2 separate regions of the Homo sapiens genome follow, and region 2 is linked to region 1. The links are chromatin contacts, found by Hi-C in ENCODE. All regions are on one chromosome and are shown on one strand. The core of a region is the stretch at or near the end of the contact, and the rest is flanking DNA. Distances in the headings are between cores, read along the strand shown. Region 1 holds the start of SCN8A (sodium voltage-gated channel alpha subunit 8). Region 2 overlaps ACVR1B (activin A receptor type 1B).

Region 1 (6,322 bases), core at 2,634-5,133:
ATAGTAGGTGCAGAGTGAGACTATTTGTTGATTCATTGATTAAGAAAAGGTTTATTGATTCCTCAGTTAATGTGCTAAATATAAACAAACAGACTTTACGAGTGAAGTCCAATTCTATGAGTGAATTCTTTCACATTACAGTTTTTTTTGGAACATTTCTAAAGGATTAAGAAAAAGGTAAATTGAGATACAACAATCTGTTTAAGTCCCTAAATGACTAGCAAGTGAACTATAAAATTAAGAGCTTAAAGGGCTCAGTTTTAAAATACTATCATTCTGGATAACTTTACAAGCGCTTCTTTCCCTCTCTATGGGAAAAAAAAAGACTGGAAAAACATAATAAAACACAGATAATTGTTTTGCTTATGGTAGAAGCAAAGATGGTAAGGATGGTAAAACTAAGGATGACTTTTTCCCTGTTTTTACATATATTAAAATTTTTCTGCAATAAGTATGTATTTTTATAATTATGGTAACTGATCTCACTCTGGATATACTTTGGATTTTTAACGCTTTCTATATAGTATAGCTTTAGTGTCCTTAGACATAATCCATAGGAATTAAATATTCATTAATTCAAGCATGTGCCTTCTAGAACAATTTGTTACATAATACCAGCACATTAAAGATAATTATTTTTCTTTCCATTCACAGAATGTTTTTCTTGCTTTAGGTGGACATGTCTCTATTTTTGCATTCTTTTCAAGTAAGTGCAAGTTTCTTGTATGTTCTCTACAGAAAAATGGTTCTCAATCTTTTCTTGGAAACAAGCACAAGAATGGCATTTACCCCGATATAGCTCCAATTTATATGTCTTTCAACTTTATGTATATTACCTTTTCAATGAGATTAAAATACTTTGATCACAGTGGAATCCAAATGGAATGAGCTACGTTATGTGGCAGTAAGTTCCCTACCAACGGATGTATTCAAAGCAAAGATCTCCCATAAAGGAGATTCCTGTATTGGGTGGGAGGTGGTACCATGTGAATTTTATGGCCTCCTTCCTATTTTATGATTTTAAAATAGTTTTTTGGATAAATCGACTTTAGTAATACTGACCTCTGCTGTGTCAAGTGCCTTTCCCAGTTCACTATTCAAATCAACCCACAGAAGACGCTCTCCTGATCCAGTTTAATTTAGCCAGCTATCGGATTACTTCCTGTGGAGACCAAGAATATTAACAGTTGCTTGCTATTTGAAATGACTGAAGTGTGCTGAAATAATGCAGTCAGCAAAATGTCACTTATGGCTTACATATGGATCTGTTGCAGCCTGTAAAACATTGTCTCCATGAGGGACAGCCAAAATGAAGAGTTATGTGGGAGTAATAAAATATGATAACTAGGCCTCAACCTCAAGTACAAACCCAGCTGCGCATGTACATACACATCCACGAGAAAGCCTGCTGATAATAAAAAGCAAAAAAAAACTCAATCATGTCCAGTGTGTGTGCACTTCGCCGCAGAACTGGTCGGGGAACTGTCCTTTCAGCACCACAGCAAGAAACCTGAATACAAGCCTAAACACAGGCAACCCAAAGCTGGACCAGGAGAAAAAATTCTTAAGGGTCCTACAAGGAAAGCAACAGCAACCGTATGGTTGTTTTTAAGGATGCAGTATTCCACTTGATTATCCTTTATTAATTTAAAACAAAATCCTCCAAAGATTTTGATAAAAGTTGACAAAACCCCAAATGAAAACCAAAGCTGCTCAAACTGAAGCCAAGAAACCAATAACTGATCTGCACCATTATGAACTGCTTTGCAATACCCACCACCAGCTCTACTCAGAAACACAACACATTTACATATACCCTGAATCAGATGTTCAGAGAACACGGAACATGCTTGCAGCCCTCTCCAGGGAGGACCTCAATTTCTAGGACAGGGAATGCGTGCTGAACACCAAAGGATCACTACCCACAACCACCACCTCACCAACCAGCAACCAAATCCTCTTTCAGGGAGAAATGAAGGCCTTATGGGTCATGAGCTCCAAAGAAAAATGCTGCAGTATTTCAAGAACCAGGTTACATGTAATGTGCTATAAAGCTTTCAGCATTTTAAGTCTGATTCCCCCAAGATTCCTACCAGGATGGTACCGTGTGGTAATGTTATCCAGCCATTTGCATCACAAATCAAAAAAAAAATTTTTTTTGAGAAAAGAATAAAAGCACAACATCCCCCCCTCCACATCTTCTAATGCACGTGGAGAAAAGAGAAGTGCAGAGGGATTTTGAGACAGTGAAAAACCTACCACACCCGAAATCTCCATTGGAAAGCTAAAACATCCCCCAGCCCTAACACACTGCTACCTCTCTCTAAAGGCTCTCCAGGTTCAAACTTGGGAAAACAGTTATAAAAAGCACTCTCCCCCTTTACCCCCATGGCCCCCACCCACACTTCCTGCTTCCATCCCTGACTCTCTGGTGCCCACTGTGCATAAAAAGCAGTTTTCCTTGTGTGGCAGAGCTTGCTCCATGCTAATTATTTCTCCCTCCCCCTGACTTTAGCCAGATGCAATCCAAAGTTTCTTCTACCCTCCCCCCAAACAGATGACATCCATTTATTATGAACGCTGATGCAGAACCTTGGAATCTCCGGACATAAAATGTATTCCCTCATGCTTCAAAAACTGCAGTGTAAGTGAGGAAGAGGGCATAGGGTGGAGTAGTCGGATGGAATGCATGGTTTGAAGAATCCTATTTATCGGGCTGAAAAATGGTTCCCATTCCATCCCAACTCGAAGCTGGGGCCCCTGAAAGGGTCTGACAGTCCTGGCTAACCCCTGGAAAGTTAGCCAAGTCTCCACCGGTGGTTGTTGCTGGCAATGGAGGGGATGGAGCTGAGCTCTCAGGAGAAACTGCAGAGGCTTTGCGGTGCCCCAAGGTACCAAGTGAGAACTAGAGAGGAGGGTCCAAGCCCACGGAGCTGGGCAAACAGTCCTGTACCCCAACGCTAACAAGAAGCCAAGGGTGCTGCTGCTGATGGTAAGGTGGGGGAGGGAGAGGAGAGGAACAAGCTCTGCATCGGGTGGCGTGGGGGTGGGGGGTGGGGGTGGGGGTGGGATGGGGGAAGGGGATATTCTCAAAGTGATGTGCTTCCAAATGCAGGAATCCTCGCCTGCCGAGGAAGGTCCCGGGAGCCCCCATCACAACTCCAGAGCACCCTGTTGGGAGGGGGACGAACGCATCCGAGTAAAGGACAGAGGGAGTCGGGAGTGCTGGCTGCGGGAAGAACCCAGGAGCCCTTGGCTTCTGCAGTTTTTAGCAGTGTGAAGCCGGCTGAGGGAGAAGGATGCAGTAAGACATGGGGGAGGGGGAGGGCTGAGGGGCTGCTGTAGGAAGATCCCGACAGCGCTGCCCTTCCCAGTGCAAGCCGGCTAGGGGCCCCAACTCTGCCCGGCACTGAGGGAGGGATGGAGGGCTGCACCGCGGAAGGGGCACCAAGGACGGGCCGTGTCCCTCACTGTAGCCGAGACGGAGAAAGCAGGGTGTCCGGGGTGGGGACTGGTGGTCCTCAGTTCTCTTAAGAGACCCCCGGTACACACAGTAGAAGGAAGCAAGAGTTCCAAACACCTGTCCAAAACAAGGAGAGCAGAGCCCCAGCTCCACGGCCCCTGGAGCCCCGCCGCGCACTCTGCGGCAAAGCCCCTGACTGGAGATGGGCGAGCCCCGCTCAAGGGTCCCGAGGCGAGAAGGGAAACCCGGAGGGCAGGAAGCAGCGCTAGGGCGGGGGCTCTGGGGCGACTTACGGCAGCGGCGGCGGCGAGGGAGGCAGCGGCGGCCCTAACGCGGGGCCCGGGAGGCGCGGCCGGACTGCAAAGGCGCCGAGGATGCGGCGGGCGGGACTGCGGTGGGCGCCATCTTGGAGCGCTCCCCGCGCCCGCCCCCCGCACCGCCCGAGTCCTTGCATAATTGATGACTCGCGCCCGCCGCGCGCCACCGCGCGCGCGCCCCTACTGCCGGGCCCCCCGCCCGCCCCGCCCCCGCGCCTACCCCTCCGCGCGCGCCCCCTGCCCGGGCCGGCCCCGGCCCGCAAGCGCCGCTGCCACCGCCCCCGCCCCCTCCCTGCGCTTCGCGCCCGCCCGCCCGCGCCCCCGCGGCCCACCTACCCCTGCAGGGCGCGCCCGCTCGCCCGCTCGCCTGCAGCGCGCCGCCCGCCCGCAGGCTCTCAGACTCGCGTCTCCGCGCCGCCGGGAGCGGATCAGGGGCAAGAGGGAACAGGGCGCCGGCAGGGGGCGCCGCGCGGGAGCGCCAGCGAGCGTCCCCGGGCCCGCCTCCACTACGCCCCCGCCGAGCCGCCGGGAGGGGCCGCGGGCTGAGGACCGGGACCCGCCGCGAGACGCTGGCTGGCTGCTCGCCAGCGCCGGGCGGCGAGACCCGAAAGCTGTCGTGGTGACCCGCGTGCTCTGTGGCCCGCGTCAGTGCCAAGTCTTACCTTTCTCCTGCCCCCCAACAGTGCCGCGCTCAGTGAAGTTTCTGACATCCAAAAGCGCAGGGAACTCAATTTACAGGATCTTGGGCCCACTGAAAAAACGAGAAGTCAATCAGCGGCAGGTGGAGGCTCGTGTTTCAGCCCACAGGGACCTGCTGCCAGGAGCGGGGAGGCGCTGCCTCCCTGACAGCCCCCAGGCCACCTCAGTCTTTCCGATCCTCAGTCTGTCCATCTGTAAAGTAGGCATGAGCATTTCGACCGCTCACTCCACCCTCGCGAGGATCTAGGTAATGAGTGCCAGAGCTCTTGGCACTTTACTGTGTCTCTCCTCTACTTAATATTTTCCTACCACCAATCACAAGAGGGAAAAAGGGTGTAACAACCTCTCCAAACCTCAGTGTTCTCGTCTGTAAAAGGAAACAGTCACAGTAGCAACCTTATAAACTTCTTGTTTGTACTAACGGGGAGCATGCACTTCACACATTGCTAACACAGCCAGGCACATGGTATGCTTATCACATAATGTGCCCTCTACAATACATTTAAAATTAGCTTTACTGGGGTATATTTGCGTGTGTTTAGATTGTACAATTTTGAGTTATGTGTGCACTCATGAAACCATCACCACCAAGGTAATGAACACACCCATCACCTCCAAAAATTTCTCCGTGTGCTTCTTTGTAATCACTCCCTGCATCGCTCGCCCCCACACACCCTCTCCAGGCAACCACTGATCTTCTTTCTATTACTGTACATTGGTTTGCATTTTCCGGAATTTTAAATAAATGGAATCATACAGTACAAACTCTCTTTTTTGTATGGCTTCTTCCACTCGGCATAATCGTTTTGAGATTATTCAGTCGTTGCCTATCAAGAGTTCTTTTTTACTGCTTAGTAGTATTCTTTATGGGGATACACCACAATGTGTTTATCCAGTCACCTGTTGATGACATTTAGGTTATTTCCAATGTTTGTCCGTTACGAACAAAGCTGTTATGAGCTTTCGTGTGCAGGTCTTTGTATGGATATATATGCTTTCGTTTCTCGTGGGTATAAATATCTAGGAATGGAATAACTGAGTCCTGTCTTAGGTGTATATTTAACATATTAAGAAAGGGCCAAACTGCCTTCCAAAGTGGTTGTGCCTTTCCATTCCTACTAGCAGCACATGAATTTCAGTTGTTCTACATCCTCACCAACATTTGGAGTGATCAGTCTTTTTAATTTTAGCCATTTGAATAGATGTGTAGTTTTATCTCGCTGTGGGTCTGTCGTCCATTTCACTAGTGACTAAAGATGTTGAACATCTTTTCATGGACTTGTCATCTGTAAATCCTCCTGGCGAAGTGTCTCTTCAAGTCTTTAGCCTATTTAAAAATTGGTGGGGTTTTTTCTTGTTAATTGAGTTTTACGAGTTGTTTATATATCCTGGCTGGGCTCAGTGACGCATGCCTGGTGTCCCAGCTACTCTGGACACTGAGCAGGAATAATTGCTTAAACCTAGGATTTCAAGTCCAGCATGGACAACACAGGAGACTCTGATTCTAAAATTTTTTTAAAAAAATTAAAGAGTTGTTTATATATTGTGGATACAAATCTTCTGTCAGACATGTGATTGGCAAATATTGTTTCCCAGTTTAGGCTTATCTTTTTATTCTTTTTACTCTCTTAACAGTGTTTTTCCAAAAGCAGAGGTTCTTCAGCCAGTTGTCCTGGTGCACACTTGTAGTCCCAGCTACTCGGGAGGCTCGGGCAAGAGGATCTCCTGAGGCCAGAAGTTGGAGGCTATAATGTGTTATAATTGGGCCTGTGAATAGCTGCTGCACTCAAGCCTGGCCAACATAGCCAGAACCTGTCTCTTAAAAAAAAAAAAATTAGACCTT
Region 2 (6,707 bases), core at 2,453-4,952, 390 kb before region 1:
ACCTTTTCATGGAATAAAAGGCTCCACACTTTAAGGAAAGCATGGAAACCTTGACCTTACTCAAGTTTTCTTTCTACGGGTTACAATGATGAAGGCAAACAGAGCTGTGCACCCCATAGCTATGCACTTTCTCTAGCATCCTCTATCTGGGAATGCTGTATCCAAGCCCAGCCCTTACCTTTATTGTCAGCAGCAATAAATCCAAGGATGTTTTCATGGCGCAGCATGACCGTCTGGTATATCTCTGCTTCCCTGAACCAAGACCGTTCTTCACGAGAAGAGAATATTTTCACAGCCACATCACCACCCCTCCAGCGGCCCCGCCATACTTCCCCAAACCGACCCTTGCCAATAATCTCTTGTAAAACGATGGTTCGGGCCACTGTGCGCTGGACAAAGAGGGGTAACCCTGTGAACCAAAGAATAGGAAGAAACCTGACATTGCAAATTTGACAAATTTTCCAACTCCCACACTAATTGGCACAACGGAAACACCCTTAACATGGTGTCTTCATCCTACGCTGTCCATTAACCATGGAGAGCTGCTGCTGCCCATACACATTTCTAGGTAATCTACCAGAGGGCTGAGCCAGGCGGAGAGATGGGGAAAGAGTGAACACAAACAGGAAACGTGTATGATTAGCTACTCCTTATCTAGGCAATTTCTCCTCTCAGTAAGCACGGATGATAGATTTGAATGTAAATGTTTGACCAGATTTACCAACTCTTCAGCCAGCCACCTGTGGGCCGATCCACCCACATCTGCTTTATTTTGGTGGAGGAAGGAAAGAGGGCAGAGAACATGAAAGTGTGGGCTCATGTGCTGGGGGCCACCTTCTGGCTGTTCTGCTTATTAGCCACTAGAGGGCAGTGCTGTGCGGCCCATGGGTTCCCATCTCCAAAGAGAGCAATGCTCTGCTCACAAGCGAACTCCAGATGTAGAATGGAGGACCATCTATGTTTAGTCTAAGATTAACTTTACTGTCTTTATAAAACTCAACATTGCTTCATTTGACTCATTCAATGTATCTCTATATATCCAATCACCCTTACCATCACAAGTGACTCTTAACTGTCTTACTCCCACCCCCAATCAAATAATTAATACATTATTAATCCCTAGGTCTGGTAGATGGGAACTACCATTTACTGCATGCTTACTATGTATTAGGCTCCATGCTAAGGGCTTTACATAAATTATCTCACTTCCCCAAACCACCTGGAAGGTAAGGCGCTGTTATCATCCCCATTTTATAAACAAGAAAACTAAGGCTCAAAGAGGAGGTTATGTAATATTCAAATTCATACAAGCAGTAAGTGGCAAAGCAGGGCTTAAAATCTAGGACTGTCTGACTCTATAATCTATGCTTTTAATGACAACAGTATAGAACCACCAAAATGTTTCTCAAATTAGCCCCCGCCTCTCCATCTCCGTCCGCCTGTCCTACTTTTGGACCTTCTCTAAAAGACTTCCAACAGGTCTTTTGCCTCCCATCTCAGCCTGCTCTTGCCCTGTGCACCCACACACACCCCGCCTCACCCCACCCTTCCCAACAGAAGGCTGGTAGTGAATGAATTCATCCTCCACACCACTGCCAGAATTCCTTCCAAAGGAAAAAATGAACATTCATTTCCCACATGGAAACTTTCAGTAGAAGCCCCTTACCTAGAAGATAAAGGTCAGCCCTCAAGATCCTGTACACCTGGGGCAGCCTGACGTCCCCCTGCTTCCCCAGCACAAGCACATCATGCTGGTCTCCTCATCATAAAAGTTCTTTAAACATACAGTGGACCTTCATGCCTTTGTCTTTTTACTCAAGGTATTTTCATTGGCCTGGAATGTTCTTTGCCCTCTCGCCTCTCTTAAAAATTCCAACTCATTCTTCAAGACTCCTTTTTTTTTTTTTTTTTGAGATGGTGTCTCGCTCTGTCACCCAGGCTGGAATGCAATGGTATGATTTCGGCTCACTGCAACCTCCACCTCCTAGGTTCATGTGATTCTCCTGCCTCAGCCTTCTGAGTAGCTGGGATTACAGGTGCCCGCCACCACACCCAGATAATTTTTGTATTTTTAGTAGAGATGGGGGTTTCATCATGTTGGTCAGGCTGGTCTCGAACTCCTGACCTGAGGTGATCTACCCGCCTCGGCCTCCCAAAGTGCTGGGATTACAGGTGTGAGCCACCGTGCCTGGCCTTTTTTTTTTTTTTTTTTTTGAGACGGAGCTTTGCTCTTGCTGCCCAGGCTGGAGTGCAATGGCATGATCTGGGCTCACTGCAACCTCTGCCTCCCGGGTTCAAGCAATTCTCCTGCCTCAGCTTCCCAAGTAGCTGGAATTATAGGCGTGTGCCACTACACCCGGCTAATTTTTTGTATTTAGTAGAGACGAGGTTTCACCATGTTAGTCAGGCTGGTCTCAAACTTTTGACCTCATGTGATCTGCCCGGCCTCAAGACTCCTTTAAATGTGCCCTCCTCTGTGAGACTCTTCCCAACAATTCCTGTCTCTCTGATCCAATCCTGGGTCAGCCTTTTTTTTTTTTTTTTTTTTGAGACGGAGTCTCGCTCTGTTGCCCAGGCTGGAGTGCAGTGGCGTGATCTCGGCTCACTGCAAGCTCCGCCTCCCAGGTTCACACCATTCTCCTGCCTCAGCCTCTTGAGTACCTGGGACTACAGGCGCCGCCACCACGCCCGGCTAATTTTTTGTATTTTTAGTAGAGACAGGGTTTCACCATGTTAGCCAGGATGGTCTGGATCTCCTCTGACCTCATGATCCACCCACCTCAGCCTCCCAAAGTGCTGGGATTACAGGCGTGAGCCACCGCGCCTGGCCGGGTCAGGCTCTTTCTAATCTGTTTAAAACCATATCACCCAGAAGGTATTCAGTATATACTTATTTAAATGAATTGAAAGTCATATGAGCAGCATGGACTTACTACTTTAAAAACCACATTATTAGAAACCTAACACCTTGGAAGCTCTGCATATTCTGAATGAAGAATATACTAAACCACTCAGAGGGAAATAGTTATTAACCATTTTACCACAGACGACTAAACAACTACCATGGCCCTTCCCTTGTTTCAGCTGGTCTGGGTCTTAAAAAGACTTTGGAAAACCCAATCTACCCTCCTCTAGCAGCAAATCAATTCCCACAGTCAGCCAGGAGGTTCTAACCACTGCCCTACCTCTTTCAACAAGGAACAAGCCCTAGATTTTTGCTGTTTCTAAAAATATGCAGCTTTTAAATATATCCATCATTTTGGTGCTCTCTACTGCAGAGCTTAATAAAAGCAAAGCCACTGAAATTCAGGAGATGTCACAGCTCAAAGTACTCCCGTGTCAAGCAGAATGTCTGGGCATGACTGATGGCATAATTTCCCCACAGAACAACAGTCTTGTCCCACGTCAAGGAAACATACATAAAAACACGCAAAGTTCTCACAAATAAGATCCTCTGCGTTTTAGCTAGAATGGCAACAGTGATCTTTGTGGATGTTTTTTTTCTTTTTTAAGAATGGACTTGAAGCCAAGAATTTGAGACCAGCCTGGGCAACAAAGTGAAACCTTCCACAAAAAAAAAAAAAAAAAAAAAAATTGCCAGGCTTGGTGGCACATGCCTGACATCTCAGCTACTCAGGAGACTAAGGTGGAGGATCTCTTGAGCCCAGGAGGTTAAGGCTGCAGTCAGCTGTGATTGCACAATGGCACTGCAGCCTGGGCAACAACAGAGCGAGACCATATCTTAAAACAAAAAAAAAAAAAAAAAAAAAGGAATGCAATACCATTGTCACAAAAATAATGGTTTATCTTCATTAAAAAAATTCTTTACGAGGCAGGCGGATCACTTGAGGTCAAGAACACAAGACCAGCCTGACTGATGTGGCGAAACCTTGTCTCTACTAAAAATACAAAAATTAGTCGCTGTGGTGGCGCATTCCTGTAATCCCAGCTACTCAGGAGGCTGAGGCAGGAGAATCACTTGAACCAGGCAGGTGGAGGTTTCAGAGAGCGGAAATTGCGCCACTGCACTCCTGCCTGGGAAACAGAGCAAGACTCTGTTTCTAAATAAATAAATACATAAATAAGTAAGTAAAAAAATTCTTTTGCATTCATGTTCACATTTAATAGCTAGCTGAGCTATACCCTGAGACCTAAACAACCCCGAGCTCCTTTATCTTAAATTCTCGTCTTATGCCAAGGTCCAGTGTTTGGTTCATTTCCCTCATCTGAGAAAGACTTGGTCAACAAAAGGCAGTACAGGAAATAGTGCTGATGCTATGCTGGAGGCCCACACTGCCTTTATTTTCACCCCCACCAAAAACCCTTGGGCAACTGGTACAAGTCAATGATTCACCAAATCCCAACTCTAAGCTTTACTGGATGTCCTTAAACTCCCCTTGTGGTTGCTCAGAGATCAATGATTAGCTGTCACCACCTCACAGGAATCTGGCACACTCCTGTTTCTCAAAAGGGGCCCTGAAATTGAGCACTCCACTGCTCAGGTGGGACCAGCTGAATTTTAATAGATGTACGTACAGTTGCAAAGCTTAGAGAGGCAGGACTTCTGTAGTGGATAATTGTGTACTAGACCTTGGGAATCCCACGGAATGAGAGATTTTCTGTGAACCCATTATCTTATCTTATTACACGTCAGACTCCAAAAGAAGGGGAACTAGGAAACCAAATGACTCAATGCTGGTAGAAACAAATGCAGGGCCTCCAGCCTTCTCTACAAGCACTCTATCCTGCTGGGAAACTGATGAAAGCCAACCACAGACATGATGCCCTGAAGAACTTGGTACCTGAGCCAGACCCTGAGGTGGAGAGATCGTAGACAAGATCCTGGAGCGTCTTGTCTTTGGAGAGACACATCTCACATGAGGGATCTTCCATGTCCAGTCTCTGGCGGTTGTGATAGACACGCTGATGATAGTTAATGACAAGGAAAACAATGATGATGATGAGGAACAGGAGGAACACCGGGCCGGCGATGATGCCTACCAGCTCCACCGGGCCCCACATGGACGGGTGCTCAGGCTCCTTGAGGTGACCTGAGTCAAGTGAGAGAGGAGAGGGAAAGAATGAGAAGTAAAAACAAGGGAAAGAGTAAAAACACCCCCCTCAAAGTGAAGAGTGAAAAAGACCCCTTTCCCTGTCGATGTGTTCAGGCTCCCTTGATCTCTCTAATCTTCTGGGCTAGTCTTGCTGCCTAGATGCTCTCAAATGCCCAACTTCTTTAGTTAAGGCACCTCTTTCCACAGTCAAACCCACAACCCACTTTGTCACCTCACGCATTTCGTGGTACTATCCCCGCCTCAGGCCCCTACACAGATGCCTGTTTCTGCCCTTTAACTTCCCACAGCTCCTCTAAGCTCTGCTTTAGTTTCTCTCCTTTTCCTGTGGGCTCCACAGTAATGCCTCCTGAATGGTAGGCTTGCAAAAGGATGGTATGTGGTGTTTCTCGGCTTTGGTCACTGGCCTTTTCCTATTCTGGTCCCTCCTCACATCTAACCATCATCCTCCCTTGAGGAGTCACCTTTGCTCGGCTCTGGGGCCATCTCTTTCTGGATCAGTCCCACATCCTCCCGTGGGAATCCCTGCCTGGTTCTTCCACTCCTCACCGCTGCCTATGGCTGCTAAGCCACTACTCTAAACACTGCGGGCACCTCTGGGACTAACTTGAAAATCTGCTTCCTCACCCTCTAATCTACAAAAGCAACTGCTGAGAAACCCCAGCCTTTGTCACCTTCGGGAACATCCAAAAGGCATCTTTATCGTCAAACCAAGTGAGTGGGCAAGAGTAGAAAAAAATGAAATGACGGGGTACCCTATCTCCAAGCTGAGCCACTAGCCCAACAAGGGCATGCACTCACCACTGGGCACCCTCAAGTCGATCCTGTTGCAGTAGTCAGTGTAGCAGCAGTGGGTGTTGCGCAGGTCCTCCGAGCTCAGGCAGTAGAAGGGCTTCCCGGCAGGGACCAGCTCCACTTTGGGGATGCAGGTGCGCACATGGTGCTCCATCCCATCCAGATTGAAAATGGAAACCATGCAGGCCCCATCTGTCTCACACGTGTAGTTGGCCTGGAGGCAGCTGGTGCACGCACACAGCAGAGCTGCAGGAAATTGGGGAGCAGACATTGACATCAATGGTGAGATCTTTTGCAGGTCCTTTTCCAAACTTAGAATATAATCCCTTAGCATACTTGATGTTCCAAAACAGTTTTTATAGAGATGGGGCCAAAAAGATATCCTTAACTGAGCACAACTTCACCTGTTTATTTAGCTCACAAACAAGGCTTTTGAAGCTCCACTATTATCCTCTAAGTGCTCTACTTTATGCCTGTGAGAGACAGAGGAACTACCTTTTCTTCAAATTGAGATGCCTGACAAGAGGAAAGCATCTTCCTTTTGGAGAATGTGGGGCTGCCCCCCACTTCATGCAGAGCCACCTAGGGTTCCTGGAGCTATCACCAGCCCTATCTCCCCCAGCAGGAACCAAGCACACCCACGGCTTCCTGCAGCATGCATGCTCTCACACATTCTTTTGCTGCAATGCTTTTTTCCTGCCTACTTCTTACATATCCTTCAAAATTCAACTCAAATGTCACTTCTTTTGAAAAGCTTTCCCTGACCACTCCATTATTGTCCTCCTGCCTTTAGAAGTCCAAGTCAGGTGCCCCTCTCATTCACGAGGGGCAAAAATGATA

The links. Hi-C counts contacts between places; a loop is a spot of excess contacts on that map. Pooled maps may share reads with other maps.
Region 2: a map with no recorded cell type shows a loop between it and region 1 (4-fold over the local background). The contact joins the enhancer-like site here to the promoter of SCN8A in region 1. A Hi-C loop is called at or near these places in 1 of 37 single-sample maps with no recorded cell type and 9 of 50 pooled maps.

The regions. Positions count from the first base shown.
Region 1 is chr12:51,588,794-51,595,115 of GRCh38, reverse strand. SCN8A (sodium voltage-gated channel alpha subunit 8) reads right to left here and starts at 3,883. Exons shown (of 27, transcript NM_001330260.2): 1 at 3,757-3,883. RefSeq lists a silencer at 4,131-4,380.
Region 2 is chr12:51,974,671-51,981,377 of GRCh38, reverse strand. It overlaps ACVR1B (activin A receptor type 1B), which reads right to left. Exons shown (of 9, transcript NM_004302.5): 2 at 5,874-6,113; 3 at 4,803-5,051; 4 at 179-409. Among named protein-coding and RNA genes, the nearest start is that of ACVR1B, 26 kb to the right of the region's middle. RefSeq lists enhancers at 598-647, 658-707. Within about 2 kb of position 3,702, at least 3 of the 41 ENCODE cell types and tissues checked have a DNase peak (open chromatin) inside an H3K27ac peak, as active enhancers do.